Regions from separate parts of the Homo sapiens genome. Here region 2 is linked to region 1. The links are chromatin loops, found by intact Hi-C in ENCODE. Cell type or tissue: dorsolateral prefrontal cortex. All regions are shown on one strand. Each heading gives the region's core, and the rest is flanking DNA. Links, peaks and the distances in the headings are about the cores only. Region 1 has its middle 18 kb from the start of LINC03147. Region 2 holds the start of LOC124904999 (a long non-coding RNA gene).

Evidence for each region. Peaks named below come from ENCODE experiments on the same cell type or tissue, not always from the same donor. Only the 100,000 strongest peaks of a DNase experiment are listed, where the experiment ranks them.
Region 2: it touches region 1 in a loop (14-fold over the local background); 96 of 110 quality-filtered maps call a loop at or near these places.

The regions. Positions count from the first base shown.
Region 1 is chr21:17,895,850-17,912,097 of GRCh38, forward strand. No RefSeq gene overlaps it. Among named protein-coding and RNA genes, the nearest start is that of LINC03147, 18 kb to the left of the region's middle. RefSeq lists an enhancer at 7,395-7,953. In dorsolateral prefrontal cortex, for the core only: a CTCF peak has its summit at 7,379 (motif pointing left); no DNase peak of the experiment used is centred there; H3K4me3 peaks cover 342 bases; H3K27ac peaks cover 2,312 bases.
Region 2 is chr21:17,672,172-17,688,419 of GRCh38, forward strand. It overlaps LOC124904999 (a long non-coding RNA gene), which reads right to left and starts at 2,248. Exons shown (of 2, transcript XR_007067821.1): 1 at 2,185-2,248. RefSeq lists an enhancer at 16,211-16,248. In dorsolateral prefrontal cortex, for the core only: CTCF peaks have their summits at 7,032 (motif pointing right) and 7,244; a DNase peak (open chromatin) is centred at 5,972.

The DNA.
Region 1 (16,248 bases), core at 4,188-12,187:
AACTATTTATCTTTGTTTTTATTGCATTTACTTTTGGGTTCTTGGTCATGAAATCCTTGCCTAAGCCAATGTCTAGAAGGGTTTTCCAATGTTATCTTGTAGAATTTTTACCATTTCATGTTTTAGATTTAAGTCCTTAATCCATCTTGAGTTGAGGATCCAGTTTCATTCTCCTACACATGGCTAGCCAATTATTCCAGCACCATTTGTTGAAAAGGGTGTCCTTTCCCCACTTTATGTTTTTGTTTGCTTTGTGGAAGGTCAGTTGGCTGTGTTTGAGTTTATTTCTGGGTTCTCTATTCTGTTCCATTGGTCTATGTGCCTATTTTTATACCAGTACTATGCTGTTTCGGTGACTATGGGCTTGTAGTATAGTTTGAAATCAGGTAGTGTGATGCCTCCAGATTTGTTCTTTTTGCCTAGTGTTGCTTTGGCTATGAGGGCCTTTTTTGGTTCCATATGAATTTTAGAATTGTTTTTTTCTAATTCTGTGAAGAATGATGGTGGTATTTTGATGAGGATTGTGTTGAATTTGTAAACTGCTTCTGGCAGTATGGTCATTTTCACAATATTGATTCTATCCATCTATGAGCATGGGATATATTTCCATTTGTTTGCATTGTCTATGATTTCTTTCAGCAGTGTTTTGAATTTTTCCTTGTAGAGGTCTTTCACCTCATTGGTTAGGTAGATTCCCAAGTATTTTTTTTTTTTCAGCTATTGTAAAAGGGGTTGAATTCTTCATTTGATTCTCCACTTGGTTTGTGTTGCTGTATAGAAGAGCTACTGATTTGTGTATGTTAATTTTGTATTCAGAAACTTTGCTGAATTATTTTATCAGTCCTAGGAACTTTCTGGAGGAGTCTTAATAATGTTTTCTAGGTAAATGATCATACTGTCAGCAAACAGTGACAGTTTGACTTCCTCTTTACTGATTTGGATGCCCTTTATTTCTTTCTCTTGTCTGATTGCTCTGGCTAGGATTTCCAGTACTGTGTTGAAGAGGAGTGGTGAGTGAGAGTGGACATCCTTGTCTTGTTCCAGTTCTCGGAGGGAATCCTTTCAACTTTTCCCCATTCAGTACTATGTTGGCTGTGGGTTTGTCATAGATGGCTTTTATTACATTTAGGTATGATGTCCCTTGTATGCTGATTTTGCTGAGAGTTTTAATCATAAAGTGATGCTGGATTTTGTACAATGCTTTTTCTGCATCTATTGAGATGAGTATGTGATTTTTGTTTTTAATTTTGTTTGTGTGGCGTATCACATTTATTGACTTGCGTATGTTAAACCATTCCTGTTTCTCTGGTATGAAACCCACTTGATCATGGTGGATTATCTTTCTGACATGTTGTTGGGTTCAGTTAGCTAGTATTTAGTTAAGGATTTTAACATCTAAGTTCATCAAGGATATTGGTCTGTAGTTTTCTTTTTGGTTATGTCCTTTCCTGGTTTTGGTATTAGGGTTATGCTGGCTTCATAGAATGAATTTGGGTGGGTTCCTTCTTTCTTTATCTTATGGAATAGTGTCAATAGGACTGGAACCAACTCTTCTTTGGTAGAATTCTGCTGTGAATCCGTCTGGTCCTGGACTTTTTTGTGTTGGTAATTTTTTAATTACCATTTCAGTCTCACTGCTTGTTATTGGTCTGTTCAGGGTATCTAATTCTTCCTGATTTAAGCTAGGGGGTTGTGTTTTTTTTAGGATTATCCATCTCTTCTAGGTTTGCTAGTTTATGTGTGTAAGGATGTTCATAGTAGCCTTGAATAATCTTTTGTATTTCTGTGGTGTCTGTTGTAATATCTCCTGTTTTGTTTCTTAATGAGGTTATTTGGATTTTCTTTCTTCTTTTCTTGGGTTAATCTTGTTAATGGTCTATCAATTTTATTTATCTTTTCAAGGAAGCAGCTTTTTGTTTCATTTATCTTTTGATATTCTTTCTGTTTGTTTCAATTTCAGTTAGCTCTGCTCTGATCTTGGTTGTTTCCTTTTCTGCTGGGTTTGGGTTTGGTTTGTTCTTGTTTCTCTTATTCCTTGAGGTATGGCCTTAGAGTGTCAGTTTGTACTCTTTCTTTTTGATGTAGGCATGTAGGCCTATTAACTTTCCTCTTAGCACTGCCTTTGCCATATCCCAGAGGTTTTGATAGGTTGTATCATTATTGTTGTTCAGTTTGAAGAATTTTTTAATTTCCATTTGGATTTTGTTTTTGACCCAAAGTTCATTCAGGAGCAGGTTATTTAATTTCCATGTATTTGCATGGTTTCAAAAGTTCCTTTTGGAGATGATTTCCAATTTTATTACACTGTGGTCTGAGAGTGATTGATATAATTTCAAGTTTCTTAATTTTACTGAGGCTCCTTTTTCGGCTTATCATACAGTCTATCTTGGAGAAAGTTCCATGCGCTATTGAATAGAATGTGTATTCTGCAGTTGTTGGATGAAATGTTCTGTATATATCTGTTAAGTCCATTTGTTCCAAGATATAGTTTAAATCCATTGTTTCTTTGTTGACTTTCTGGCTTGATGCCCTGTCTAGTGCTGTCACTGGAGTATTGATGTCCCCACTATTATTGTGTTGCTTTATATCTCATTTCCTAGGTCTATTAGTAATTGTTTTATAAATTTGGGAGCTCCAGTGTTAGGTGCATATATGTTTAGGCTTGTGATATTTTCCTGTTGGACAAGGCCTTTTACCATTATATAATGTCCCTCTTTGTCACTTTTAACTGCTGTTGCTTTAAAGTTTGTTTTGTCTGATATAAGAATAGCTACCCCTACTTGCTTTTGTTGTTCTTTTGCATGAAATGCCTTTTTCACCTCTTTAATTTAAGTTTATGTGAGTCCTTATGTGTCAGGTGAGTCTCTGGAAGGCAGCAGATGGCTGGTGAGTTCTTATCCATTCTGCAGTTCTGTATCTTTTAAGTGGAGCACTTAGGCCATTTACACTCAATGTTAGTATTGAGATGTGAGGTACCATTGCTTTCATCTTGCTATTTGTTGCCTTTGTACCTTGTTTTTTGTTTTCACTTTTCCACTTGTATTTTTGTTTTATAGGTCCTGTGTGATTTATGCTTTAAAGAGGTTCTATTTAATGTGTTTCCAGGATTCATTTCAAGATTTAGAGCTACTTTTAGCAGTTCTTGTAGTGGTGGCTTGGAAGTGGCAAATTCTCTCAGCATTTGTTTGTTTGAAAAAGACTGTATCTTTCCTTCATATATGATGCTTAGTTTTGCTGGATACAAGATTCTTGGCTGATAATTGTTTTGTTTGAGGAGGCTGAAGATAGGGCCCCAATCCCTTCTAGCTTTTAGGGTTTCTGCTGAGAAATCTGCTGTTAATCTGATAGGTTTTCCTTTATAGGTTACCTGGTGCTTCTGTCTCACAGCTCTTAAGATTCTTTCCTTTGTCTTAACTTTAGATAACCCGATGACAATGGGCCTAGGTGGTGATCTTTTTGTGATGAAGTTCCCAAGTGTTCTTTGTGCTTCTTGTATTTCGATGTCTAGATCTCTAGCAAGGCTGGGGAAGTTTTCCCTGATTATTCTGCAAAATATGTTTTCTAAACTTTTAGATTTCTTGTCTTCCTTAGGAACAGCAACTATTCTTAGGTTTAGTTGTTTAACATAATCCCAAACTTCCTGGAGGCTTTGTTCATATTTTCTTATTCTTTGTTCGTTGGATTTGGTTAATTCAAAGACCTTATTTTCGAGCTCTGAAGTTCAGAGCATTTTGCATTTCTATAAGTGTATCCAATGTTTTCTGAATTTTTTATTGTTTTTTCTTTATGCTATCTAGTTCCTTGGATATGTCTCCCTTCACTTCGTTCACTCGCGTCTGTGTGAAGAGACCACCAAACAGGCTTTGTGTGAGCAACAAGGCTGTTTATTGCACCTGGGTGCAGGCAGGCTGAGTCTGAAAAGAGAGTCAGCGAAGGGAGATAGGGGTAGGGCCATTTTATAAGATTTGGGTAGATAAAGGAAAATTACAGTCAAAGGGGGGTTGTTCTCTGGCGGGCAGGAGTGGGGGTCACAAGGTGCTCAGTGGGGGAGCTTTTGAGTCAGATGAGCCAGGAGAAGGAATTTCACAAGATAATGCCATCAGTTAAGGCAGGAACAGGCCATTTTCACTTCTTTTGTGGTGGAATGTCATCAGTTAAGGCAGGAACCGGCCATCTGGATGTGTACGTGCAGGTCAAAGGGGATATGATGGCTTAGCTTGGGCTCAGAGGCCTGACAACTTCTTTTATCAGTTTTTGGATTTCCTTGCATTGGTCTTTCCCTTTCTCTGGTGCCTCCCTGATTAGCTTAATAACTGATCTCCTGAATTCTTTTTCATGTAAATCAGGGATTTCTTCTTGGTTGGGATCCATTGCTGGTAAACTAATGTGATTTTTTAGGGGTGTTAAAGAGCCTTGTTTTGTCATATTACCAGAGTTGATTTTCTGGTTTCTTCTCTTTTGGGTAGCCTCTGTCAGAGGGAAGATCTAGGGCTGAAGGCTGTTGTTCAGATTCTTTTGTCCCACAAGGTGTTCCCTCGATGTAGTACTCTCCGCCTTTTCCTATGCATGTGGCTTCCTGTGAGCCAATCTGCAATGATTGCTGTCTTTCTTTTGTGTCTAGCCAGCCAGTGAGTCTACAGGGCTCCAGTCTGGTACAGGGGGTTGTCTGCACAGAGTCCTGCGATGTGAACTGTTTATGGGTCTCTCAGCCGTGGATCCCAGCACCTGTTTCCAGTGGAGGTGGCAGGGGTGTGAAATGGACTCTGTGAGGGTTCTTAGCCTTGGTGGTTTAATGGTCTATTTTTGTGCTGGTTGGCCTCCTGCCAGGAGGTGGCGCTTTCCAGAGAGCATCAGCTGTGGTAGTGTGGAGAGGAACCGGCAGTGGGTGCGGCCCCAGAACTCCCAAGATTATATCTCCTTTGTCTTCTGCTACCAGGGTGGGTAGGGAAGGGCCATCAGGTTGGGGTGGGGCTAGGGGGTGTCTGAGTTCAGACTCTCTTTGTGTGGGTCTTGCTGCAGCTGCTGTGGGGGATGGGCATGACATTCCCAAGTCAATGGGGTTGTGTACCTAGGAGGATTATGGCTGCCTCTGCTGAGTCATGCAGGTTGTCAGGGAAGTCGGGGAAAGCTGGCAGTCACAGGCCTCACCCACCTCCCATGCAAACTGAAGGGTCAGTCTCACTCCCACCATTGCCCCCCAAACAGCCTTGAGTCTGTTTCCAGGTGGTGGGTAAGCTGAGCTTGAGAACTTGCCCCAGGCTACCCACCTCCCAGCTGGGAACGAAAAGGGCTTGGTTCTTCCCCCACCTGTGGGAGTGTGCGCACGGGATTCATGCCCTCCCCCCAGTTCTGGCCAGGAGGCTTCTCACATGGTTCCAATTGTTAAAAAATTCAGCTGGAGATTTCCTTCTCCCTGTGGTGTTTTTCCCCCGCTCCTCTGGCTGCCTTCCTGATGGATCTCTGTGGTCCCAGGCAGGAATGGCCTGCTTGGGGACCCAGCGAGCTCCCAAGGCCTTTCCTGCTGCTTCCTCTATCCCTGTGTTTTGCTTGGCTCTCTAAATTGACTCAGCTCCAGGTAAGGTTGGAAACTTCTCCCACAAACAGACCTTCAGTTTCTCCAGTGGGGGTGTGTGTTTGGGAGAGGAGGGTCTCCCTTTCCCACTTTTGCAGTTGGGGCACTCACAGTATTTGAGGCATCTCCCAGGTCCTGCAGGAGCAGTCGGCTTCCTTCAGAGGGGCTGTGGGTCCTCTCGGTATTTCTGGTTTGTTCTTGTAGTCGATCTGGGGCTAAAATTCACAGTGCCAGCCTCAGCATGCTGCTCTGTCGGAGTCAAAGCTACAGCCTAGTCCTGCCTCCCTTCTGCCATGAGCTCCTCATTTTCTCAGTAGATGCAATTTCGAACAGCAATAACAACATTGTAGTTTTTTACAACAAGCATAAATGATTGTACTTTTGGGCAGCGGAATTTTATGTAAAATGAGGAAATGGGTGGTTTCCAGCCTGCTTGCCTCTTGGTGGTGACTCGCAGCTTTCAGCATTTAGAATCTCTTGCTACTCATTGCTTTCAGGATGCCACAGATTCTCTTTTGTCTGGAGAAATGTATGTGATAACCTGGCACTCACGCCTTGGTGTCTAGGTAGGTATATTAACCTACCAAGGATGTATGCATTTTAGAGACGTTATCTGGAAAGATCAATTCATGACTCAGAGCATGTTTTTCCAAGTGCGGCATTTCTAGGATACAGCATCTGGACAGGGAAAATGTTTCTGAGCAGTGGAGTAGTTAATTTTTTTTTGTTTTTTTTTTTTGTTTTTTTGTTTTGTTTTGTTTTGTTTTTTTTTTGAGGCGGAGTCTCGCTCTGTCTCCCAGGCTGGAGCGCAGTGGCGCGATCTCGGCTCACTGCAAGCTCCGCCTCCCGGGTTCACGCCATTCTCCTGCCTCAGCCTCCGGAGTAGCTGGGACTACAGGCGCCCGCCACCACGCCCGGCTAATTTTTTGTATTTTTAGTAGAGACGGGGTTTCACCGTGTCAGCCGGGATGGTCTCAATCTCCTGACCTCGTGATCCGCCCGCCTCGGCCTCCCAAAGTGCTGGGATTAAAGGCGTGAGCCACCGCGCCCAGCCTGGAGTGTTTAATTTTATGTGTCAACTTGTCTGGGCTGTAGTACTCAGTTACGTAACCAAACACCAATCCAGGTGTCACTGTGAAGGTATTTCGTAGATGCAATTAACATCTACGGTCGGTTGATTTTAAGTAAAAGATACTAACTTTCATAATGTGGGTGGGCCTCATCCCAACAGATGAAGTCCTTCAGAGCAAAAAACAGGTTTCACTGAAAAGAAAATCTGCCTGAAGACCATAGCATCCTCTCCTGACTGCATTTCCAGCCTGCTTGTCTGTCTCTACAAGTTTCAGACTTGCCAGCCCGCATAATTTCATGAGCCAATTCCTTAGAATAAATCTTTTAATGTACACACTCACACACACACATCCAAATGCTTCTATGTCTCTGGAGAATCCTGACTGATATATAAACAACTGCACAGGCAGGCAGTTGTTTTTGTATTCCTCGAATCATGCCTCACTGTGGTCATTACTAGCACAATGCTTTGAATATGAGAAGTGTTTAAATAATATATATTAAACGGATCAATGAGTAACTAACTGGAGATTAACCTAATATGAAAGTTAGTATTGAGGCTTTAAAGTAAAAAATAAATTTTAGCCTTGTGATCATATTTCTCCATAATATTGAAAGCCTTTATTGGGACTCGAATGGTTTCCTGTTTATCATCAAGTAATGATGGAGGTTTGCTCTTAATTCTGTATTGAGTAAATACATGTCCCATATAAAATTTTTTGCTGCCCTCTGGTGGATATAGTTCAATAAATAAACATTATACAATTATATATCAAATTCCATATATTAAGCAGTTTCTCATTTGTGTATGTTCCCAAAGTTGCTTTCTCAGTTTAGAAATTGGAATGCATTTTTCACATCAGAAGAGAGGTTAGTATCTCAGATCTGCTTGTAAATCCCTATTATAATAAATGGTACTTAAAATATGGCACAAAAAATAGTGTAGAGCCTAACAAGTAGGTAGTTGCAATGATTTCATGAGGAAATCCATTGAAAGTGATCACTTGGGAACACAGTTAGCCATCTTCCCTGCTGTGGCCTTGATTACTGAGGAAGGCGAAGTGGAATTTCCTGGATCCCATCCCTGGGGGTGCTTCTATGGCCTGCCATGGGGTGTGTGTATTGGGAGGTGGGGGTGGGAGGATGGTGAAGGACAGAATCGAAAGCTTTCCAGGAATGGGGTGAGGCTTGGGGGTGTAGTGAAAGGGAATGAGGCAGAGCATAGCCCGGAGGAACAGAAGTAGCTGAGTTCTAAAGAAATGAAAGATCTGGAAATAAAATACATATGGGACTGAAGGGACAAGAGTGACACTAAAGACAGGCAGAGAGGAGTGAAGAACAGTGGTAAAGAGTGTCCTGTGCCCGCTCACAAGAGCCAATTGTTAAATTTTCAAGAATTTTGTGAGCCACTTATTAAACACAGACATTATTAAAAACTAAGTCAAGGCCGGCCAAAGTGCCTCACACCTGTAATCCCAGAGCTTTGGAAGGCCAAAGTGGGATGATTGCCTGAGGTCAGGAGTTTGAGACCAGCCTGGACAACATAGTGAGGCCCCCGTCTCTACAAAAAATAAAACGAAAAATAAATTAGCTGGGCATGGTAGTGCACGCCTGCAGTCTCAGCTGCTTGGGAAGCTGAGGTGGGAGGATCACGTGAGCCCAGGAGTTCAGGCTGCAGTGAGCTATGATTGCACCACTACACTCCAGCCTGGGCAAAAGAGCAAGGCCCTGTCTCGAAAAAATTAGTCGTATAAACTTACAATGAAGTAAACTGTCTTTAAAACTAAACTAATATGTACTCAAGACTCACCGCTTCCTAAGTATTTTACTATTTAGTAAAGTCACCTTTTGAGATGATTTACGTTTTGCATTCATATGGTGGGAATATTCCACAATGATGTGTTGTCCAGCATCTCTCCCCAGCTCTGCATTCCGAGATATCAGTAACTTCTTGTTGGTTACAGTGTGAATACTTTTGCCAAGAAAACTGAAAAATGCTACAAATCAAATCAGCTCTCCTCTATCCCCAAGAGCTGAATGTTAAACAGTTGCCAGCATTCCACTGGGTAAGGACATCTCTTCAGTAACAAAAGAAGGTTTTCTTTCTTTTTTAAAAAATAGTTTCACTACCTGTGCTAGATTGGTGTTCTAGTTCATTTATTCATTAAATAAAAAATATTATTTTTTGATTCTCTACTTGTTAGGAGATAATTTTCCATGGGTTTCTTATGTTTCTGCATACCTTATAAGAAAGACACAGATTACCCTTTGTCCCAGAAAATCTTTTCAGTGATGTTCATACAGTGAATGGCCTTGGAAGCTAGGGATTGGGTCTCCCTTTGGAGCAAAGGGCAGACATGCTTGCTGCCCATTATAAAATTTTTGCATCCCCTAAACTCAGCATTCCTCTCCTGTATCACAACCCACTATGTATTCAGGTATCTTTCGGTTCTTTTGTGTCACCCTGTAGACTTGGGCCTCGAGATACTGTCCCCAAAATGCCAAAATCCTGGCTGTTGCTATTGTTGTGATTAATAAGCTGTTCTTCTTCTCTGACCCTGAGTCTCCTGTCTTCTACTGGCATCAATGAAACTGTAGCAGGCAAACTTATTGGCTTGTGAGTAGGGCAAAATTCAGTCCCTTCCCAGTTCTTTACAGTATTATGTGTCAGGCAGTGAGCAAGGAACTGAAATGCAGGGGTGAGTACGGCAAAAAGATCCTTGTGGAGCTCAATATGTCTTGTAGGATTATAAACAAAAAGCATTAAAAATAAATGATGAATATTTAAAATTTATATTAGGATAAGAATTAAGAAAGAGTAGAACAGTGGTGCGATAGAGTAATGGAGCTGTCTAGAGGGAAATCTGCATGAGTTGTTGGGGAAGGTCTCTCTGGTAGGTGGTTAAGCCAGGAGAAAGAAGTTACGGCTGAAGAGTGAAGAGAGGGAGTATGTAAAAATACCATAAAGGAGGCCAGCCAGGTGCGAAGGCTCTCGCCTGTAATCCCAGCACTTTGGGAGGCCAAAGGCAGGAGGATGGCTTGAGCCCAGGTGTTACAGACCAGCCTGGGTAACATAGTGAGACCCTCTCTCTACAAAAAAAAAAAGGAGTCATGAAGTAGCATTTTTTGGTTGATTAATAAAGGGGATTTTTTTTTATGGGAAAAGATATGTTTTCTTCCATTTTCCTCTTTTCATTAAGGTAAATACGTGGGAGGGGAGGTTTCCAGACAGTGTGATAGAAATGGCAGGAGATTGCACTTTTCCTGCATTGGAATCACATGAAATTCCAAATATTGTATAAAGACTTGTGATTTGAGGAAATCCCTGGAAATAACACTTGGGGGCTGAATAAGAGTAGTATTAGTACAGACGGTGGAAGGCAGCGAGGAGGACAGAAAACGTGGCTGTAGTGAGAGGAATGAAATGACTGTCTTTGTACCCTCCCTGAGCAGTGCTCCCAAGGTGAGAGCTGATGAACTGGGGATGGATTGCCTGGAGTTTTAATGTTTTCTGTCAACGTTAGGTAGCAAAATCCACGGAGTATGATTCCAACAAACAATTGAGAGTTAGAGTGAAGTGAAGCTACCTAAAGGACAGAGAAAAAGGGTTTGGAAACTCAGTTCCTGACTCTTGATTGCTCTATGACCTCTCTGATATCTTTATTAGGTATGGCACTTTCTTATAAGAGGTTGCTGTAACTACCCTACTGAAGATCTGAGATGGGAAAGCAAAGGCAGAACAGCAAACTATAAAAGTCCCCTTCTTACATCTTCCACCAATGTGGCGTTTGAATACTTCTGTGAATTTTTAGAAATATGGGTTAGAAGTTACACTCAAGGCAATTTAAAAGTAATATTTTTTACACTTCCTAGAAGTTACAGTCTAGTCAATTTACAAATAATATTTTTTAGGTCGGGTACGGTGGCTCATGCCCGTAATCCCAGCACTCTGGGAGGCCGAGGTGGGCAGATCACTTGAGTCAGGAGTTCGAGACCAGCCTGGCCAACACGGTGAAACCTTGTCTCTAGTAAAATACAAAAAAAAGAAAAAAAAAGAAAAAAAATACATATATGTATATATATTACTTGGGCGTGGTGGCAGGTGCCTGTAATCCCAGCTAATCCGGAGGCTGAGGCAGGAGAATTGCTTGAACCTGGGAGGGAGAGGTTGCAGTGAGCTGAGATTGTGCCACTGCACTCCAGCCTGGGTGACACAGCGAGACTCTGTCTCAAAAAAAAAAAATTTTTTTTTTATACTTCAATATCTTTATTGACATAAATGGATATTGTATAACGTCTGTTCTAGATGCAATCTGTAAGTTGGTTTTATTTGCTTTTTTCTTTTAGTACCAGGTATTAGATAACCTAAAGGTATGCACAAAGTTTTGTCCTTGGATAATAAAGTGCTGGCTGCTGGGTTTATCGGTTTTCACTGTAAAATGCCAAAAAAAAAAACAATCTAGAAAACATCCAAATTATTTTACTGTGAAATTTTGTTAAAATGAATATATTGCTGTAATCACATACCCTTACATTTTACCAAGCACTTAACGTAGTCCTATAAGAATGCCCAAAACTAGTTGTTGATATACTGGTTTTTTTTTTGCAGATGAAAAAGCAGGCTCAGAGTGGTGGCGTGAGCTGCTTCAAGTCACATAGTAACTAGCCAATGTCTTAAATGAGCCCTTGGAGCATCTACACGGTGTTCTGTGATCAAAGGCCTCAGGGAGTTTTTACAGATTTCCTTTCTGTTGCTTCCCTTTTTGTTTATGAGACTATCCTTGCTGCACGCCTCCGTTCTCAGTGTCAGTTTTTTTGCTGGCCCAGGCTTCTTCTATTCATAGCCAGAATGGAAGTCCCAGCACCAGTTCCTGCCCTGTGTGTAAAGCAGGGTCGTTTCTTGTCTGAATAAAATTTGCTGGTGGTTTTGCATATCTTAAAGTTTTGGAAAATGTATCCAAAGAGAATGCTCTTTTTTTTGAGATCGGGCCATCAGAAACACTGATCCCAGCATCATTTAATTTAACATCCTATTGGAGAGAAGAATAAAACACATCCATTCATATTCAAGGAAATCAGACCTAAATGTATCTACTTCTTAAAAAAATTCGAAGATATTGTCTTTAAAATAATAACCCGGCTGGGCACAGTGGCTCATGCCTCTGATCCCAGCACTTTGGGAGGTCGAGGTGGGCGGATCACGAGGTCAGGAGATCGAGCCCATCCTGGCTAACACCGTGAAATCCTGTCTCTACTAAAAGTACAAAAAATTAGCCGGGCGTGGTGGCGGGTGCCTGTAGTCCCAGCTACTCAGGAGGCTGAGGCAGGAGAATGGCGTGAACCCGGCAGGCGGAGCTTGCAGTGAGCCGAGATGGTGCCACTGCGCTCCAGCCTGGGCGACAGAGCAAGACTCCGTCTGAAAACAAACAAACAAAGAAACCAATAACCCTCAGGAATATTAAAAACCATCTCAACTTGCTGAGGAACCTAGAATAAGATATGTGTAGGGCTGAGAATATGAGCGATGAAAAAAAATTTCTTGACATAGTCAAATGGTGAAAACACTTATTTATTTATTTTTGCTCTATTTTTTATTTTTATTTTTATTATTATTATACTTTAAGCTTTAGGGTACATGTGCACAATGTGCAGGTTAGTTATATATGTATGCATGTGCCATGCTGGTGTGCTGCACCCATTAACTCATCATTTAGCATTAGGTATATCTCCTAATGCTATCCCTCCCCCCCCACCCGACTGCACAACAGTCCCCAGAGTGTGATGTTCCCCTTCCTGTGTCCATGTGTTCTCATTGTTCAGTTCCCACCTATGAGTGAGAACATGCGGTGTTTGGTTTTTTTGTCCTTGCGATAGTTTACTGAGAATGATGATTTCCAATTTCATCCATGTCCCTACAAAGGACATGAACTCATCATTTTTTATGGCTGCATAGGATTCCATGGTGTGTATGTGCCACATTTTCTTAATCCAGTCTGTCATTGTTGGACATTTGGGTTGGTTCCAAGTCTTTGCTATTGTGAATAGTGCTGCAGTAAACATACATGTGCGTGTGTCTTTATAGCAGCATGATTTATAATCCTTTGGGCACATACCCAGTAATGGGATGGCTGGGTCAAATGGTATTTCTAGTTCTAGATCCCTGAGGAATCGCCACACCTGCTTCCACAATGGTTGAACTAGTTTACAGTCCCACCAACAGTGTAAAAGTGTTCCTATTTCTCCACATCCTCTCCAGCACCTGTCGTTTCCTGATTTTTTAATGATTGCCATTCTAACTGGTGTGAGATGGTATCTCATTGTGGTTTTGATTTGCATTTCTCTGATGGCCAGTGATGATGAGCATTTTTTCATGTGTTTTTTGGCTGCATAAATGTCTTCTTTTGAGAAGTGTCTGTTCATATCCTTTGCCCACTTTTTGATGGGGTTGTTTGTTTTTTTCTTGTAAATTTGTTTGAGTTCATTGTAGATTCTGGATACTAGCCCTTTGTCAGATGAGCAGGTTGCGAAAATTTTCTCCCATTTTGTAGGTTGCCTGTTCACTCTGATGGTAGTTTCTTTTGCTGTGCAGAAGCTCTTTAGTTTAATTAGATCCCATTTGTCAATTTTGGCTTTTGTTCCCATTGCTTTTGTTGTTTTAGACATGAAGTCCTTGCCCATGCCTATGTCCTGAATGGTAATGCCTAGGTTTTCTTCTAGGGTTTTTATGGTTTTAGGTCTAACGTTTAAGTCTTTAATCCATCTTGAATTAATTTTTGTATAAGGTGTAAGGAAGGGATCCAGTTTCAGCTTTCTACATATGGCTAGCCAGTTTTCCCAGCACCATTTATTAAATAGGGAATCCTTTCCCCATTGCTTGTTTTTCTCAGGTTTGTCAAAGATCAGATAGGTGTAGATATGTGGCATTATTTCTGAGGGCTCTGTTCTGTTCCATTGATCTATATCTCTGTTATATATACCATGCTGTTTTGGTTACTGTAGCCTTGTATTTGAAGTCAGGTAGTGTGATGCCTCCAGCTTTGTTCTTTTGGCTTAGGATTGACTTGGCGACGTGGGCTCTTTTTTGGTTCCATATGAACTTTAAAGTAGTTTTTTCCAATTCTGTGAAGAAAGTCATTGGTAGCTTGATGAGGATGGCATTGAATCTATAAATTACCTTGGGCAGTATGGCCATTTTCACGATATTGATTCTTCCTACCCATGAGCATGGAATGTTCTTCCATTTGTTTGTATCCTCTTTTATTTCATTGAGCAGTGGTTTGTAGTTCTCCTTGAAGAGGTCCTTCACATCCCTTGTAAGTTGGATTCCTAGGTATTTTATTCTCTTTGAAGCAATTGTGAAGGGGAGTTCACTCATGATTTGGCTCTCTGTTTGTCTGTTATTGGTGTGTAAGAATGCTTGTGATTTTTGTACATTGATTTTGTATTCTGAGACTTTGCTGAAGTTGCTTATCAGCTTAAGGAGATTTTGGGCTGAGACAAGGGGGTTTTCTAGATATACAATCATGTCATCTGCAAACAGGGACAATTTGACTTCCTCTTTTCCTAATTGAATACCCTTTATTTCCTTCTCCTGCCTAATTGCCCTGGCCAGAACTTCCAACACTATGTTGAATAGGAGTGGTGAGAGGGGGCGTCCCTGTCTTGTGCCAGTTTTCAAAGGGAATGCTTCCAGTTTTTGCCCATTCAGTATGATATTGGCTGTGGGTTTGTCATAGATAGCTCTTATTATTTTGAGATATGTCCCATCAATACCTAATTTATTGAGATATTTTAGCATGAAGCGTTATTGAATTTTGTCAAAGGCCTTTTGTGCATCTATTGAGATAATCATGTGGTTTTTGTCTTTGGTTCTGTTTATATGCTGGATTACATTTATTGATTTGTGTATATTGAACCAGCCTTGCATCCCAGGGATGAAGCCCACTTGATCATGGTGGATAAGCTTTTCGATGTGCTGCTGGATTCGGAAACCACTTATTTTAAAATAAAACAATATGATAAGCATTATATTAAATCGACAATTAATATAATATGTTAAAAAATAATTAAAAGCATTATTTAAAATAGAATAATAAACTATTTCCTCCATAAGGTCAATTAGGTATTCTGCCTTCATTGCCTTAAGGAAGGGACAATACAGACAAATCTGATCACAAAAGTTAAATTCTTGGTTAATCTATTTCTACTTCTAGAATTTAGCAGTAAATGATAGATTTTGAAGATGAGATAAAGAGTTGTTTTTCCTGCTTCTGATTTACTGAACCTAGGAAGAAAGAAAGTGAGAAGGTGAACAAGAGGCTAGATATGGTGTTACTAAAAATTGGAGGCTGACACTTGATTTCTCTCCTTTGTTGACTGCCACTGCCATCTTAAAGGAAGACAGCAACCTCAGATACGTTGGAGTCTCAGATAATTAATTGAAGGGAACTATGCTGCTGTTTGCTGAACTTAATTTGTCCCATTGCTAGAGCCAATTGTTAAGTTTTTAGGAGTTTCGTGAACTTGCTAGTATCACATTGGTAACTTGAAATCAGCCATGGTGAGAGTTTTAATCTACAGAAATGGGCAGATGCTCAGCACTTTGGGAGGCCAAGGTGGGCAGATCACAAGGTCAGGAGATCGATACCATCCTGGCTAACACGGTGAAACCCCGTCTCTACTAAAAATACAAAAAATTAGCCGGGCGTGGTGGCGGGCGCCTGTAGTCCCAGCTGCTCGGGAGGCTGAGGCAGGAGAATGGAGTGAACCCGAGAGGTGGAGCTTGCAGTGAGCCGAGATTGCGCCACTGCACTCCAGCCTGGGCGACAGAGCAAGACTCCGTCTCAAAAAAAAAAAAAAAAAAAAAAAAGGAAAAGAAATGGGCAGATAGATGCTACAAGCCCGTCCCCCACCACATCCTGGAGAGCTGTTGTTAAACACTTACCAGCACCCCACTGGATCTGTGCCTCCCTTCCCAGGTGGAGCCTGGAGAAATAGACAGACTGCTGAGGACCCAGCGACTTCTTATATACCACATCAAGTGTAAAATTTGCAGTGTGATGCATCCAGGAGGATGGGCTTCTGTCATCCTTTTAGGGTTCCTGCTTGTCTCTTTGTACTCTGAGGAGGAGTAGAACAATTTCTCATGTATCTAAGAGCAGCACAGAGTGGGAAAGTATCTCAGACAATATTGATAATTGACCTGAAGCCTCAGAGTGGTATGGGAGAGCAGATCAGTTTTTGCGAGCTCCTTGAAATGGGCATAGCAGTGATTCAATATGACCAAGTTTGAAGATTCCTGAGGTTGAGGCCAAATGATGTGTCAGCAACCTGTGTGGTTTAGGGTTAGGATTTGGATAAAGCAAGTGAGTCACGAACCCTGGGTGCAACATTTAATGGTGTGCCAAAAAACTCAGTATTTTATTTATTTTGTTAGTTTTAAAAAATTTTATTTTTATTTCCGTAGTTTTTGGAATACATGTGGTTTTGGTTACATGGATAAGTTCTTTAGTGGTGATTTCTGAGACTTTAGTGCATCTGTCACCCGAGCAGCCTACACTGGACCCACTATGCAGTGCTTTATCCCTTATCCCCCTCCCAACCAG
Region 2 (16,248 bases), core at 2,676-10,675, 230 kb before region 1:
AGCATCTGCTACAATTCTAGTGGTTCAAAAAAGGCATAAATTTATATTTGGATTTTTTGAGTGGATATCTTTTTTTCTGATTTCTTTCTTTCTTCTATACCTCTGTGAAGGGAGTTTTATAATACAGATGTAAGGGAAAGAAATTTTAAATACGTTAAATATGTTGGTCAGGCATGGTGGTTCACGCCTGTAATCCCAGCACTTTGGGAGGCCAAGGTGGAAGGATCACTTGAGCCCTAGGAATTTGAGACCAGCGTGGGCAGACCCTGTCTCTATGAAAAAATTTAAAAATGAGCTGAGTGTGGTGGCACACACCTGTAGTCCCAGCTACTTGGAAGGCTGAGGTGGGAGGATCACTTGAGCTCAGGAGTTGGAGACTGCAGTAAGGCATGATTGTACCACTGCACTCCAGTCTGGGTGACAAGCAAGACTCTGTCTCAAAAATAAACAAACAAATGAATAAATATGTTATGCTATCAGCAGTGGTCAATGTCTTAAGAAAAAGCATTCATGTTTATCTTAAATGCTCTAATCAGAAGATTCTAAAATGTCTAAGCTTCTTCTTAGGGGGGAAAATCCAAGCACAATGAAGGTTGAGCTGTCTAGGAAAAACAGTCCTCAGGACCTCAAGGATCTTACTGCTCCCTCCACCTGCAAGATGGAGCCGAGCCCAAGGAGAGGAGATGGTTCTAAAATAGGTACTTTTCAGCTGGAGCTGGCTTAGAAAGTCACTCTTAATGTCTGATGAAGCTGTAGACAAGGAATTACCCTCAAGTAGTTGAAGCTTCTGTTCCATCGTTCAGGAGATAGGGAGAGAAGGGAGACTGCAGAAGAAAGAGACTCCCCAGTGCCTACCCAAGACAGACTCTGTAAGGACTGTCAGGCAGTGGGTTGGAAAATCAATGCTTTGCCTCTAGACTCCTCTGAACTCTCTTTGTGTGTTTGGATCAGTTACTAGTATGGTTGTTTCTTTTTTGGCAATGAATTGTCTCTAAATCTCCTTGAACTTTTTGGACAGAACAGAGGGACATAGTAATATATTTAGATTGTTATGAACTGTATCTTGCTTGTCATATTGAAACATGGAAACACTACCCTCATCCACTCCTTAGTGAATCTCCTGCTTTATCATGGGATCTGGTTGGAAAGAAAGTATGGTCTTTCTGCCCTTCACCCGTCTCTTCCTAGAGACACTATCCAAGGATGGTCAACTTCTTTGAAAGTCTTAGTAAAAAGCTGGGTCATGAGCTTTGGTTATTTTTAGACAACAATAGGCGATGGATGAAGCAAGTTTGTAACTAGGAATGCGTGGTTTGCACTACTTGGAATGCAGTTTGCCTTCGGGGGTTTGCTGTTTGTAAGACAATTGGCAACACCCCACAGATTTGTGTCAGGAACACCAAAGAATTAGAATCAATCATTTGTGAAGAAGCAGAACAGTCCTCCATTAGACTTTATATATTAATAAAAATGAGCACAAGTGAGGGTCAGATCTGTTCACCAGGTCCCTAATTATAATTCAGAGAGCCAGGGGAAAGAGAAAAAAGTAAAAAAAAAAAAAAAAAAAAAAAGAAGAATGCCTGACGTTTGGGAACACTAAACAGAGACAGAAGATTTTTCTGTCTTTCACGTCAAACATCCAGCCACGTGCTCACTTTTTTTCCTTGAAAGGCATTTAACGTTGTGGGATTATATTTTTCTTCCTGACTCCTAGAAAAATATAAATGTCATCGACGTTTGATCTCATCTAGGTAGTTTGAAGGCTCTTCGTTTGTGGGTAGGAAAGTTAATGCCACAAAATGTACTAAAATTCAAAAACATTCCAACTTTAATGATTCACAGCAAAGTCAGAATGCAGGTCAGATGCTGTATTTCTGATATTTAAAAAATACAAAAAGAATTCTTTGAAAGTATGTTTCCAAAAGACAGTAGACATTTGTACTATTTATCATTCAGCAAGAGCTAAATAGCATAGGAACATGGTTATTCTAAGTTACATTTTGAAAAAAGAGAAACAAAACAATTATTTCTGAAAACAGCAAAAACATCAAGCTTGCTAATTTGAACAGTTTTGACAGTTGACACAAAGGAGAGAAAAGGGCCTTTTATGTGTTGTATAAGGAAGATCTGTTGAAGAAAATTAGCTCCTACAGGAATAGGATTGATAATGTGACATATACTCACTCTGATCTAAATTTAACATCTTCCCACGTTCTCATTGCTCCAATGCCCTTCGAGTTACTATAGTGATCCTACCTTGCCATTCAACATTTAATTCCTAGGTAACAGACAACAACCGTGGCGACCAGGGAAGGAATAGGCAAAAATCTATTTATTAAATATTATCTGGAGTTACTTGCTTGAAAAAACATCTCCCCCACAACCCCAGCAGATTTTGGGCTGAGTTACAACTAAAATATAAATTGTACAAGAAGAACCAAGAAGAATTTTCAGGCTCCAATTTTGAGTTTTAGAATCTTGACATAATGGCACAGACCCCCAAAATAAAGATTCTGAAATAAGCACTTTTCATCTGGAGCTGGCCTGGAAAGTCTCTCTTAATGCTTGATGGAGCTGTAGGCAAGGAAATACCCTCAACTAGTTGCGGCTTCTGTTCCATCCACTGATGTTGTACCATATGCTTATCCTTCCTCTAAAATGGGCAGATACATGATGTGAGAGTTTTTTCTCACAAAATTAGCTTGCATTAGAAACTTCCAAATGAAAGACTCTTCTGACCACTGGAAAAACAGAGTAAGTACTTACTAGGTTCGTGCAAAAGTAATTGAGGTTTTTGCATCACTTTAATGGCAAAACCGCAATTAACTTTTGCATTAAACCTCATACATACATCATGTAAGTATACTTATATACATACTTTAAAAATATCTTCTCAGTAGCCTTCTCTTTCAGCTCTCCAGTAAAAGGGCGTCCAAAGATGGTAGCCTTCTCTTTCAGCTCTCCAATAAAAGGATGTCCAAAAACGCATACCTGAGGAGCACAAAAATACCCCACTATTTCCAGGTATTGGTCCTGTGGCAGGCCAGGTCTCACTAATGCAGTCTTCCATAACACCTGCTTCGGTACTGACTGACTGGCTAAGTTTTAAAAGCCAGTGCCCTTATACAAAGACTGGAATGTAACAAAAGCCCACCAAGAGTTTTGCCTAGGCTTTTCCTGAGCCTTAAAGCATAACAAAATAACGAAGGAATCCTTAACGGGACCCATTTAGGATTAAACAAGTTTTATTGGGAGTCTGAAGAAACTCCCCAGGCTTCACAAAGAAGCTTATTGGGGTTCTGAAGGAACTCCCCAAACCTCCATGATTTAGCAGGAGACAAGATAAGGGTAATCACCCCAGCACCTGGACCCATTTAGATCAAGTAAATTTATTGAGGTTCCAGGGGAAGGTCTCAGGACTCAGACCTTAGTTATAGATTAAAAGAAGTTAATCATGGCCAGGCATGGTGGCTCAAGCCTGTAATCTCAGCACTTTGGGAGGCTGAGGCAGGTGGATTGCCTGAGGTCAGGAGTTCGAGACAGCCTGGCCAACGTGGTGAAACCCCATCTCTACTAAAAATACAAAAATTAGCTGGGTGTGGTGGCAGGTGCCTGTAATCCCAGCTACTCAGGAGGCTGAGCCAGGAGAATCGCTTAGAACCCGGGAGGCAGAGATTGCAGTGAGCCAAGATTTCACCACTGCATTCCTGCCTGGGTGACAGAGTAGTGAGATTCTGCCTCAAAAAAAAAAAAAAAAAAAAAGGAAAAAAAGTTAATCACATGTGTCTTTAGATGAATGCACACTTACATGTAGACATATAGCTTACAAGGTATATAAGCGCTGGAAAACTTTGTGATTTTGAGTTGGTCTGGTGATAATTTCCAGGCCTTCTCCCTGTAAACGGCTGCAGAAATAAAAACTCTCTTTCTCCCCAGTTCATCTGCATCTCGTTATTGGGCCACGAGAAATAGCAGCCTGATAGTCAGTTACATCTGGGAACAGTCCTACAATGCAGTTTTCTGTGTTAGAAATAGCAATAAATCCATTCGAATGCAGGGTCCTGAACTAAGAACCCGTACTTTAAAATCTAACTTTTTCATTGCCATGGAGTGAGCAAAGGGGAACACAAACAAAAAATTAATAAAAGCAGACCAAAAGTACACTAGAAAAGTAGACAGTGAAAAAAGGAAAGGAGAGATAGATATGACGAAAATAAAGTGTTATATTCAGAAATCAGAAAGTAATACTGATTGTAACATTTGTTAAACTCTTCCTTTATCCCCAGGCTCATGCTAAGCACCTTACCTTCATTATTGTATGAAGTCCTCGTGGCAGCTATGTGGGCTTGCCACTATTAATATTTCCATATTACAGAAATATAGGGTCCAGCCCTACGGAGCTTGGCGGGTGTTCTCCTGGTGTGCAGAGATGAGAGATTGTAATAAATAAAGACACAAGACAAAACGATTAAGAGAAAAGAGCTGGACCCGGGGACCACTACCATTAAGACGCATAGACTGGTAGTGGCCCTGAACGGCTGGACACACTGATATTTATTGCATATAAGACAAGGGGGCAGGGTAAGGAGGGTGAATCTTCTAAGTGATTGACAAGGTGAAGCAAGTCACATGATCACAGGACAGGTGGCCCTTCCTTCTTAGGTAGCCAAAGCACACAGAGAGAAGGCAGCATAGGTCAGTGTTTTCTTCTATGCACTTATAAGAAAGATCAAAGACTTTAAGACTGTCACCATTTCTGCTACCGCTATCTACTACGAACTTCAAAGAGGAACCAGGAGTATGGGAGGAACATGAAAGTGGACAAGGAGAGTGACCATTGAAGCACAGCACCACAGGGAGGGGTTTAGGCCTCCGGATGACTGCGCGCAGGCCTGGATAATATCCAGCCTCCCACCAGAAGCTGCTGGAGCAGAGTTTTCCCTGACTCCTCCAAGGAAAGGAGACTCCCTCTCGCAGTCTGCTAAGTAACCGGTGCCTTCCCAGACACTGGCGTTACCGCTTGACCAAGGAGCCCTCAAGCGGCCCTTATGCAGGCGTGACAGAAGGCTCACCTCTTGCCTTCTAGGTCACTTCTCACAATGTCCCTTCAGCACCTGACCCTATACCCACTGGTTATTCCTAGGTTATATTAGTAATGCAACAAAGAGTAATATTAAAAGCTAATGATTAATAATGTTTATAATAATGATTGATAATTGTTCATGATCATCTCTATATCTAATTTGTATTATGACTATTCTTATTCTAACTATTTTCTTTATTATACTGAAACAGTTTGTGCCTTCAGTCTCTTGCCTCGGCACCTGGGTAATCCTCCGCCCTCAGAGACAAGGAATCAAGGGTGAGTCCATTAAGGCAATTTGCACAAGAAATCCCCAGTAAGAAAGTAAGTGGGCCGGGCTTGGTGGCTCATGCCTGTAATCCCAGCATTTTGGGAGGCCGAGGCAGGCGGATCACGAGGTCAGGAGATCAAGACCACCCTGGCTAACACAGCGAAACCCTGTCTCTACTAAAAATACAAAAAAAAAAAAAAATTAGCTGGTCATGGTGGCAGGTGCCTGTAGTCCCAGCTACTCAGGAGGCTGAGGCAGGAGAATGGCGTGAACCTGGGAGGCAGAGCTTGCAGTGAGCTGAGATCGCACTACTGCACTCCAGCCTAGGCAACAGGGCGAGACTCCATCTCAAAAAAAAAAATTAAGTGGTAGAACTTGCATATATTAAAAAAAAAAAAAAAAAAGCCCAAGCTGTCTGGACTCCAGAATCTGAACTCGTAGTGGGTATCATGGAGAGAGGGAAAAGTATAAATATAAAAAAGAGAAAATATGTAACAAAAGAGAAATTAATTCCTGCTGTATGTGGAGGAGACATTACAGGTAATTGGTCTCACAAGTGCCAAAATATACGCTACAGCAGGTGTCCCCAGCTACTGGGCCAGGGACTGGTACTTGTCTGTAGCCTATTAGGAGCCAATTCACACAGCAGGAGGTGAGCGGTGGGCGAGTTAGCATTACCACCTGAGCTCTGCCTCCTGTCAGATCAGCAGCAGCGTTAGATTCTCATAAGATTGCAAACCCTATTGTGAACTGCACATGCAATGGATCTAGGTTGCATGCTGTTTTTGAGAATCTAATGCCTGATGATCTGTCACTGTCTCCCATCACCTCCCAGATGGGACTGTCTAGTTGCAGGCAAACAAGCTCAGGGCTCCCACTGATTCTACATGATGGTGAGTTGTATAATTATTTCATTATATATTACAATGTAACATAATAGAAATAAAGTGCACAATAAATGTAATGTGCTTGCATCATCTTGAAACCATCCCCGCATCCAGTCCATGGAAAAATTGTCTTCCATGAAACTGGTCCCTGGTGCCAAAAAGATTGGAGACCACTGCTCTATGGGATCCATGAGCCTTGTACTTTACCCTAAACCAGTGAATTCACAAAGTCAAGGAGTCAGAATGGGTTTCCAAAGCTCTCCTTGAATGGAAGCAACCAGAAACTGTGGTGTAGATTTTACTTTTACAAAAGTGAAACAATTCTTTTGAATAGAATAACTTTTTATTCTCCTGCTTAGGAGAATGTTCACGTGTCCTTTGATAAAAATATTTACACTTATGTATGTATTCACATCGCCGAGTTGGAAAGCAGAATAGGTAGAAGTTCTTTATAACATCTGATATGCAAGAATATGATAATTTTAGACTTTTTGTCCTACAAAGTAGTCCTATGGACCAAAGGTGGATGGCAGATTTATTACTGTTCTTGGGAATTCAGGATGGGTGTCAAACAGCGATAATCATATTTCATTATGGTCTAGAGTAATTTTAGAAGTTCATTCTGAAAGTTCCAGCATGTATTATTGATTATTGTTCTATATGAATTAATCACAGATGAAATGTAAGATAGAGTGGTGTCTTGTACAATGAGTTACATAAAATTAAACGGGTCTATACAAAACTTCTTAGTGGTAGAAAAGAACAGTAACTGCAATACACCACAAGAGGGCAAACTGGTACTGTTGAATATCAGTAACTTGGCTGCAAAGAGTGCAATGAAAGACAAGGTGATGTCAGATCCAAGCCAGTTTACTTTTCTGCAATCATTCAAAGATCAAATCAGAAAGCTTTTCTTTAGTAAGTTTTGTGGTATTTGAGAAAAGTAATAAGGTCTTACTAGTTAGTAAATAAAGCATACTGCTTTTTACTTTCATTGAAAAAAATAAGATTTGTCTCTAAAAATATATTTTCCTGGGTTAATATTGTATTAGATACATACTTTGTATCATCACCAATTGTCAAGAAAATTTGGGGAAAATTAAAAGAAAAAATTATTTTCTTTTTTATCAGCAGTGTACAGCAATATAGCAAAACAAGCTACAAATAGGTGAAATTGGGGTTCACTTTAGCAGACAGGAGAAAGGTTAACAAGGTTAAGGTTAATATGATAAATAAATTATGGCAGAGAATTGAGGCAAATGAATAGAGATTCAGACAGTTCTCCCTGACGCTTCCCCTTACACATGTAACTAGGTGATTCATTGTAGATTAAAGAATGCCATTTGACAGGGCACTTTGGCTCACGTCTGTAATCCCAGCACTTTGGGAGGCCGAGGCGGGCAGATCACGAGGTCAGGAGATTGAGACCATCCTGGCCAACATGGTGAAACCCCATCTCTACTAAAATACAAAAATTAGCCAGGTGTGGTTGCGGGCACCTGTAATCCCAGCTACTCAGGAGGCTGAGGCAGGAGAATCGCTTGAACCTGAGAGGTGGAGGCTGCAGTGAGCTGAGATCCCACCACTGCACTCCAGCCTGGGCGACAGAGCAAGACTCTGTCTCAAAAAAAAAAAAAAAAAAGCATTTATAAACAAGACTGTCCATTAATTTTTAGGCCCTAAATTGTCTTTTTAATAACGAGTGCAATCTGAAAATGAGGTTCTTTGTATGTTGTGGCCTGAAGATAACGATAAAAGATAAAGAAACATTGGCAAACTGCAAAATCCTCACAGCACATGCAGTTTAGAGTGATGCTAGAAGTAATGTGATGTTTCCCTATTGAAAGAAAACTTATAAATATTTTCACTAGGAATGTTCCGTTAGTCCAGGGGTTGGCAACTTTTCCTTTAAAGAGCCAGATAGGACTGGGTGCGGTGGCTCACGCCTGTAATCCCAGCACTTTGGGAGGCCGAGGCGGGAGGATCACAAGGTCAGGAGTTCGAGACCATCCTGGCTAACACGGTGAAACCCCATCTCTACTGAAAATAGAAAAAAATTAGCCTGGTGTGGTGGCAGGCGCCTGTAGTCCCAGCTACTCAGGAGGCTGAGGCAGGAGAATGGTGTGAACCTGGGAGGCAGAGGTTGCAGTGAGCCGAGATCGCGCCACTGCACTCCAGCCTGGGTGACAGAGCGAGACTCCGTCTCAAAAAAAAAAAAAAAAAGAGCCAGATAATAAATACTTCTGGTTTTGCAGGCCATCTGGTCTCTGTCTACTTCTGGCTACTCCTTTTTGCCACTGTAGTGTAAAAACAGTCAGAGACAAGCAAATGAATGGACGTCATTGTGTTCCAATAAAACTTTAGTTAACAAAAATAGATGTCAGGCTAGAATGGCCCCTGGGTTGCAGTTCGTTAAACCCCACTTTAGTCTAGCTGTGGACCCCTTCATAGTAAAGGAGTAAATGAGAAGGAGAAATAAACTTGAGACTTGGACGTAGGGACACAAATAGCCTATAACTGGAGAGCAGAAGGTTATAAAAATCTCCACCTCAGGTCCCAAGAGATGTTCAACACTCAGAGTCTTAACAAGAAGCAAAAATTGTCTTAGGAAAAAGCGTATTTTAGAAAATTGGTTGAAACACATCCATAGCCTCATGCTTAAAATATGTAAATCCTGAAAGTGAAGTAAATCTAAAAATGTATGAGCTGGGGATTCTGTCCTGAGCATCAGAAGCCCGGGCATTTTGAGCCATCAAGAAGTAAGGAAATGCTTGAATCTTGCAGGAAACAGTAGGGTTTTGCAGCAAGACCATTGTGGGTGACAAATTCGCTCCAAAAAGCACCCTCATTTTCTGAGTGTAAGGAAACATCCCATAAATTACACCTCACAGACATTTCTAAAAGACCACTGGAAATTTAAAAATTTTGAAAACTTATTTCGTCATTTGTAGAAAGAACAAATTTTCAAAGAGTGACACATGCATTCTACTTTGATTTGAAAGATGAGCTAAGTTTTTCATGAAATCAACTAATTAATTGCTGGGGGAAAAAATGGCTTAAAAGAGTATATACTGCAATGGTGCCCAAGTCTGGCTGTAGGAAAATGTCAAGGAGACTTTTGTCAATGAAAAGTGGCAAACTCTGTAAAATATTTGAAGAGATGTATTCTCAGGTAAATATGAGTGACCAATGGCCTCTGACACAGCCCTCAGAAGATTTTGAGAACACGCACCCGAGGTGGTCGGAGTACAGCTTGGTTTTATACATTTTTGGGAGACATGAGACATCAATGAATACATGTAAGATGTATATTGGTTTGGTCCAGAAAGGTGGGACAACTCAAAGCAGGAGACCTTCCAGGTTATATGTAGCTTTAAAGATTTTCTGATTGGCAATTTGTTGAAAGAGTTATTATCAATAGAAAGGAAGGTCTGGTTACAATAAGGGGTTGTAGAAACCAAGGTTTTATCGTGCAGATGAAGTCTCCTGGTAGCAGCCTTCAGAGAATAGATTGTAAATGTTTCTTATCAGATTTAAAGAGTCTGTTCTGTCAATAATTCCAAAATGGAGGAGGGTATAATGAGGCATGTCCAGCTCCCCACTCCCATCGTGGCCTGAACTAGTTTTTTCAGGTTAACTTTGAAATGCCCTTGGCTGAGAGGAGGGGTCCATTCTGTTGGTTGGGGGCGGGGGCCTTAGAATTTTATTTTTTGATTTACTTTTTTTTTTTAAAAAAGCAACACAGCTTCCCAGATTTTACTCCAAACACTGAATTGGATTTTCTGGAGCCTGTGTGTGACACAGGCATTTTTATGACACTTCCCAGGTGAGTCTTGGTAGAAACCAGGCTAGCACCAGTCCAGGGAGTGGTATTTAGGAAAGAAAAGGACAAAGTATAAAACTTGGGTTTGATTTTGACCATTGTTGGGGCCAAGGAAAAACTATTTCACCCTCTGAAGGTCTGGTGAAAAATCAACTCACAAAAGGCATAAAAATCTATTAATGTGCACACAGGGGAGAACCACAGAGCGCATGCAAGGACAAAGCTGAACTGCAACAGGAATTTGGAATTGAAAGCCAGTTCCAGTCCCTAATGGGGTGCAGAAGCTTATATACCATCCTGAAGTACAGAAAGGATAGAGGCTCAGAGCATGGCCGATAAAAGGTTACGGTGGTAAATCAGGTTATAGTGATAAGACAGGCTACAAGAGGGAGAGAAGAGGAGGCCTGTAGCAAAGGTGGTCTTGTTATGTAGGTGAAAATTCACAGCTGGCAGCCCTCCAAGAGGGAGAGAAGAGGAGGCCTGGCTAGAAAAGTTGGTCTTGTTATGTAGGTGAAAATTCATAGCTGGCAGCCCTCCAAGAGGGAGAGAAGAGGAGGCCTGGCTAGAAAAGGTGGTCTTGTTATGTAGCAGACCTCAGACTGAATAGATGATGAATGTTTCTTTCAGGCCTTTAAAGGTGTCAAACTCTCAGTTTATCTTTCCTAGATCCAGACAAGAAAGGGCCTGGGTGCACCGATGCAGATTCTCTACAGAGGTGAATCTTCCTCACAAAAGACAGCTTTGCAGGACAACTTCTGTTTACTGGCTCTGTAACAGCCATCTCAAAATATGTCAACTAAATATATTTGCGTTAAAATATTTTGATTTCCTTCACTATGCTGAGTTCAAAGCTGCACCCTGCCATGTATTAGTCATTTGTCCCTGAGCTGGTGATGTACTCTTTTAAGGCTTCAGTTACCATCCCCATGACATGAAGCCAGTGTTTGTCCCTAAGGTAAGGATGGAAAATCTGAGAATGTGACTCTGTGTGGGCTTCAAGTATACATGCTTTATCTCTTTCACACCCTTCTCCTCTTTCTTCCTGGGAACAATATAACTGGATTTGCTTCACTCAGCAATATACAGAATTTTACTGAAAATGAGAGCCTTTGGAGAAAATATATTATTTTAGCTTTGTTCCATTGAAGCATTTCTTCCTGAATTTCCTGAGAACTCTGGGTTTATTTATTTTTTAGACTTTTGATTTTATTTATTTATTTATTTTAACTCTTTTTTTCCAATAAGTTATTGGGGTTCAGGTGGTATTTGGTTACATGGGTAAGTTCTTTAGTGGTGATTCGTGAGATTTTGGTGCACCCATCACCCAGGCAGTATACACTGCACCATATTTGTAATCTTTTATCCCTCATCCCCCTCTCACTCTTCCCCCTAAGTCCCCAAAGTCCATTGTATCGTTCTTATGCCTTTGTGTCCTCATAGCTTAACTCCCACACATCAGTGAGAACATATGATGTTTGGTTTTCCATTCCTGTGTTACTTCATTTAGAATAATAGTCTCCAATCTCATACAGGTAACTGCAAATGCTGTTAATTCATTCCTTTTTATGCCTGTGTAGTATTCCAATGTGTGTGTGTGTGTGTGTGTGTGTGTGTGTGTGTGTGTGTGTGTGTGTATATATACATATCACAGTTTCTTTATACACTTGTTGATTGATGGGCATTTGGATTGGTTCCATGATTTTGCAATTGTGAATTGTGCTGCTATAAACATGCATGTCAAGTATCTTTTTTGAATAATGACTTATTTGCCTCTGGGTAGTAGTGGGATTGCTGGATCAAATGGTAGTTTACTTTTAGTTCTTTAAGGAATCTCCACACTGTTTTCCATAGTGGCTGCACTAGTTTCCATTCCCACCAGCAGTGTAGAAGTGTTCCCTGTTCATCATACCCATACCAAACATCTACTGTGTTTTGATTTTTTGATTATGGCCATTCTTGCAAGAGTAAGGTGGTATCGCATTATGGTTTTGATTTGCATTTCCCTGATCATTAGTAATGTCGAGCATTTTTCCATACGTTTGTTGGCCATTTGTATATCTTCTTTTGAGAATTGTCTATTCATATCCTTAGCCCAGTTTTTGATGGGATTGTTAGTTTTTTTCTTACTGATTTGTTTGAGTTCATTGTAGATTCTGGATATTAATCCTCTGTCAGATGTGTAGATTGTGAAGATTTTCTCCCATTCTGTCTGTTTACTCTGCTGACTGTTCCTTTTGCTGTGCAAAAGCTCTTTAGTTTAATTAGGTCCCAACTATTTATCTTTGTTTTTGCTCCATTTGCTTTTGGGTTCTTGGTCATGAAATTCTTGCCTCAGCCAATGTCTAGAAGGGCATTTCCAATGTTATCTTCTAGAATTTTTTATAGTTTCAGGTCTTAGGTTTAAGTCCTTAATCCATCTTGAGTTGATTTTTTATAAGGTGAGAGATGAGGATCCAGTTTCATTCTCCTACATGTGTCTAGCCAATTATCCCAGGATCATTTGTTGAAAAGGGTGTCCTTTCCCCACTTTATGTTTTCATTTGCTTTGTTGAAGATCAGTTGGCTGAAAGTATTGGGTTTATTTCTGGATTCTCTTTTCTTTTCCATTGGTCTATGTGCCTATTTTTATACCAGTACCATGCTGTTTTGGTGACTATGGCCTTATGGTATGAGTTCTGCTCTGATCTTGGTTATTTCCTATCTTCTGCTGGGTTTGGGTTTGAAATCAAGTAGTGTGATGCCTCCAGATTTGTTCTTTTTGCTAAGTCTTGCTTTGGCTGTGTGGGCTCTTTTTTGGTGCCATATGAATTTTAGAATTGTTTTTTCTAATTCTGTGAAGAGAGATGGTGGTATTTTGATGGGGATTGCATTGGATTTGTAGATTTCTTTTGGCAGTATGGTCATTTTCAAACAATATTGATTCTACCCATCCATGAGCATGAGATATGTTTCCATTTGTGCCATCTATGATTTCTTTCAGCAGTGTTTTTTAGTTTTCCTTGTAGAAGTCTTTCTACTCCTTTGTTAGGTATATTCCTAAGGTTTTTGTTTGTTTGTTTGTTTGTTTGTTTTGTTTTTTTTTTCAGCTATTGTAAAAGGGGTTGAGTTCTTGATTTGATTCTCTGCTTGGTCGCTGTTGCTGTTTAGAAAAGTTACTGATTTGTATACATTAATCTTGTCTCCAGAAACTTTGCTGAATTCTTCTATCAGTTCTAGGAGCTTTCTGGAGGAATCCTTAGGTTTTTCAAGGTAAACAGTCAGCAAATGGTGACAGTTTGACTTCCTTTTTACCTGTTTGGATGCCCTTTATTTCTTTCTGTTGTCTGATTGCTCTGGCTAGGATTTCCAGTACTATGTTGAAGAGGAGTGGTGAGAGTGGACATCCCTGTCTTGTTCCCATTCTCAGAGGAAATGCTTTCAACTTTTCCCCATTCATTATTATGTCGACTGTGGGTTTTTCATAGATGGCTTTTATTACATTAAGGTATGTCCCTTATATGCCAATTTTGCTGAGAGTTTTAACCATAAAGGGATGCTGGATTTTGTCAAATTTTTTTTTCTGCATCTATTGAGATGATCATGTGATTTTTGTTTTTAATTCTGTTTATGTGGTGTATCACATTTATTGACTTGCGTATGTTAAACCATCCGTGCATTCCTGGTATTAAACCCACTTGCTCATGATGGATTATCTTTTTGATATGTTGCTGGATTCGATTAGCTAGTATTTTGTTAAGGATTTTAGCATCTATGTTCTTCAAGGATATTGGTCTGTAGTTTTCTTTTCTGGTTTTGGTATTAGGGTGATATTGGCTTCACAGAATGAATTAGGGAGGGTTCCTTCTTTCTCTGTCTTGTGGAATAGTGTCAATAGGATTGGTATCAATTCTTCTTTGAATGTCTAGTAGAATTCTGCTGTGATTCCGTCTGGTCCTGGACTTTTTTTTGTTGGTAATTTTTAAATTACAATTTCAATCTCACTGCTTGTTACTGGTCTGTTCAGGGTATCTAATTCTTCATGATTTAAGCTAGGAGGGTTGTATTTTTCAAGGAGTTTATTCATCTATTTTAGGTTTTCTAGTTTATATGCATAAGGGTGTTCATAGCAGCCTTGAATGAACTTTTGTATTTCAGTGGTGTCAGTTGTAATATCTCCTGTTTCCTTTCTTAGTGAGGTTATTTAGATTTTCTTTCTTCTTTTTGTGGTTATCTTGCTAATGGTCTATCAATTTTACTTATCTCTCAAAGAACCAGCTGTTTGTTTCATTTATCTTCTGTCTTGTCTTTTTATTTCAATTTCATTTAGTTCTGCTCTGATCTTGGTTATTTCCTCTGTTCTGCTGGGTTTGGGTTTGGTTTGTTCTTGTTTCTCTAGTTCCTTGAGATGTAACCATAGATTGTCTATTTGTGATCTTTCAGACTTTTTGATGTAGGCATTTATGACTATGCAGTTTCCTCTTAGCACTGCCTTTGCTGTATCCCAGAGGTTTTGATAGATTGTGTCATTATTGTCATTCAGTTCAAAGAATTTTTAAATTTCCATCTTGATTTCCTTTTTGACGCAATGCTCATTGAGGAGCCAGTTATTTAATTTCCATGTATTTGCATGGTTTTGAAGATTCCTTTTGGAGTTGATTCCCAGTTATATTCCACTGTGGTCTGAGAGAGTGCTTGATATAATTTCGATTTTCTTAAATTTTTTGAGGCTCATTTTATGGCCTATCATATTGTCTGTCTTGGAGAAAGTTCCATGTGCTGTTGAATAGAATGTGTGTTCTGTGGTTGTTGGATGAAATGTTCTGTGTATATCTGTTAAGTCCATTTGTTCCAAGATATAGTTTAAGTCCACTGTTTCTTTGTTGAATTTATGTCTTGATGACCTGTCTAGTGCTGTCTGTGGAGTATTGAAGTCCCCCACTATTATTATGTTTCTGTCTATCTCATCTCTTAGGTCTATTAGCAATCGTTTTATAAATTTGAGACCTCCAGTGTTAGGTGCATATATGTTTAGGATTGTGATATTTTCCCACTGGACAAGGCCTTGTACCTCTTTGTCTCTTTTAGCAGATGTTGCTTTAAAATTTGTTTTGTCTGATATAAGAATAGCTACTCCTGCTTGCTTTTGGTGTTCATTTGCACGAAATGCCTTTTTATACCCCTTTACTTTAAACTTACGTGAGTGCTTATGTGTTAGTTGAGTCTCTTCAAGGCAGCATATAGTTGGTTGGTGAGTTCTTATCCATTCTGTGGTTCTCTATCTTTTAAGTGGAGCACTTAGGCCATTTACATTCAACGTTAGTATTGAAACGTGAGGTACCATTGCTTTCATCATGTTCCTTGTTGCCTGTGTACTTTGGTGGTTTCTTTTTTGTTTTTGCTTTTTAACTTGTATTTTTGTTTTATAGGTTCTATGTGATTTATGTTTTAAAGAGGTTCTATTTTGATTTGTTTCAAGATTTAGAGCTCCTTTAAGCAGTTCTTGTAGTGGTGGCTTGGAAGTGGCAAATTCTCTCAACATTTGTTTGTCTGAAAAAGACTATTTTTTCTTCATGTATGATGCTTAGTTTCACTGCATACAAAATTCTTGGCTCATAATTGTTTTGTTTGAGGAGGCTGAAGGTACGTCCCCAATCCCTTCTAGCTTGTAGGGTTTCTGCTGAGAAATCTGCTGTTAATCTGATAGGTGTTCCTTTGTAGGTTACTTGGTGCTTCTGTCTTGTGGCTTTTAAGATTCTTTCCTTTGTCTTAACTTTGGATAACCTGATGACAATGTGGCTAGGCAAAGATCTTTTTGCAATGAATTTCCCAGGTGTCCTTTGTGCTTCTTGTACTTGGCTCTCTAGATCTCTCACAAGGCCAGGGAATTTTTCCTTAATTATTCCCTCAAACATGTTTTCCAGGCTTTTAGAATTCTCTTCTTCCTCAGGTACACCAATTTTTCTTAGGTTTGGTTGTTTAACATAATCCCAGACTTCTTGGAGGCTTTGTTTATATTTTCTTATTCTTTTCTCTTTGTCAGATTGGGTTAATTCAAAGACCTTGTCTTTGAGCTCTGAATTTCTTCCTTCTACTTGTTCAATTCTATTGCTGTGACTTTCCAGAGCATTTCAGATTTCTAAAAGTGTGTCCAAAGTTTCCTGAATTTTTATTGTTTTTTCTTTAAGTGATCTATATCCATGAATAT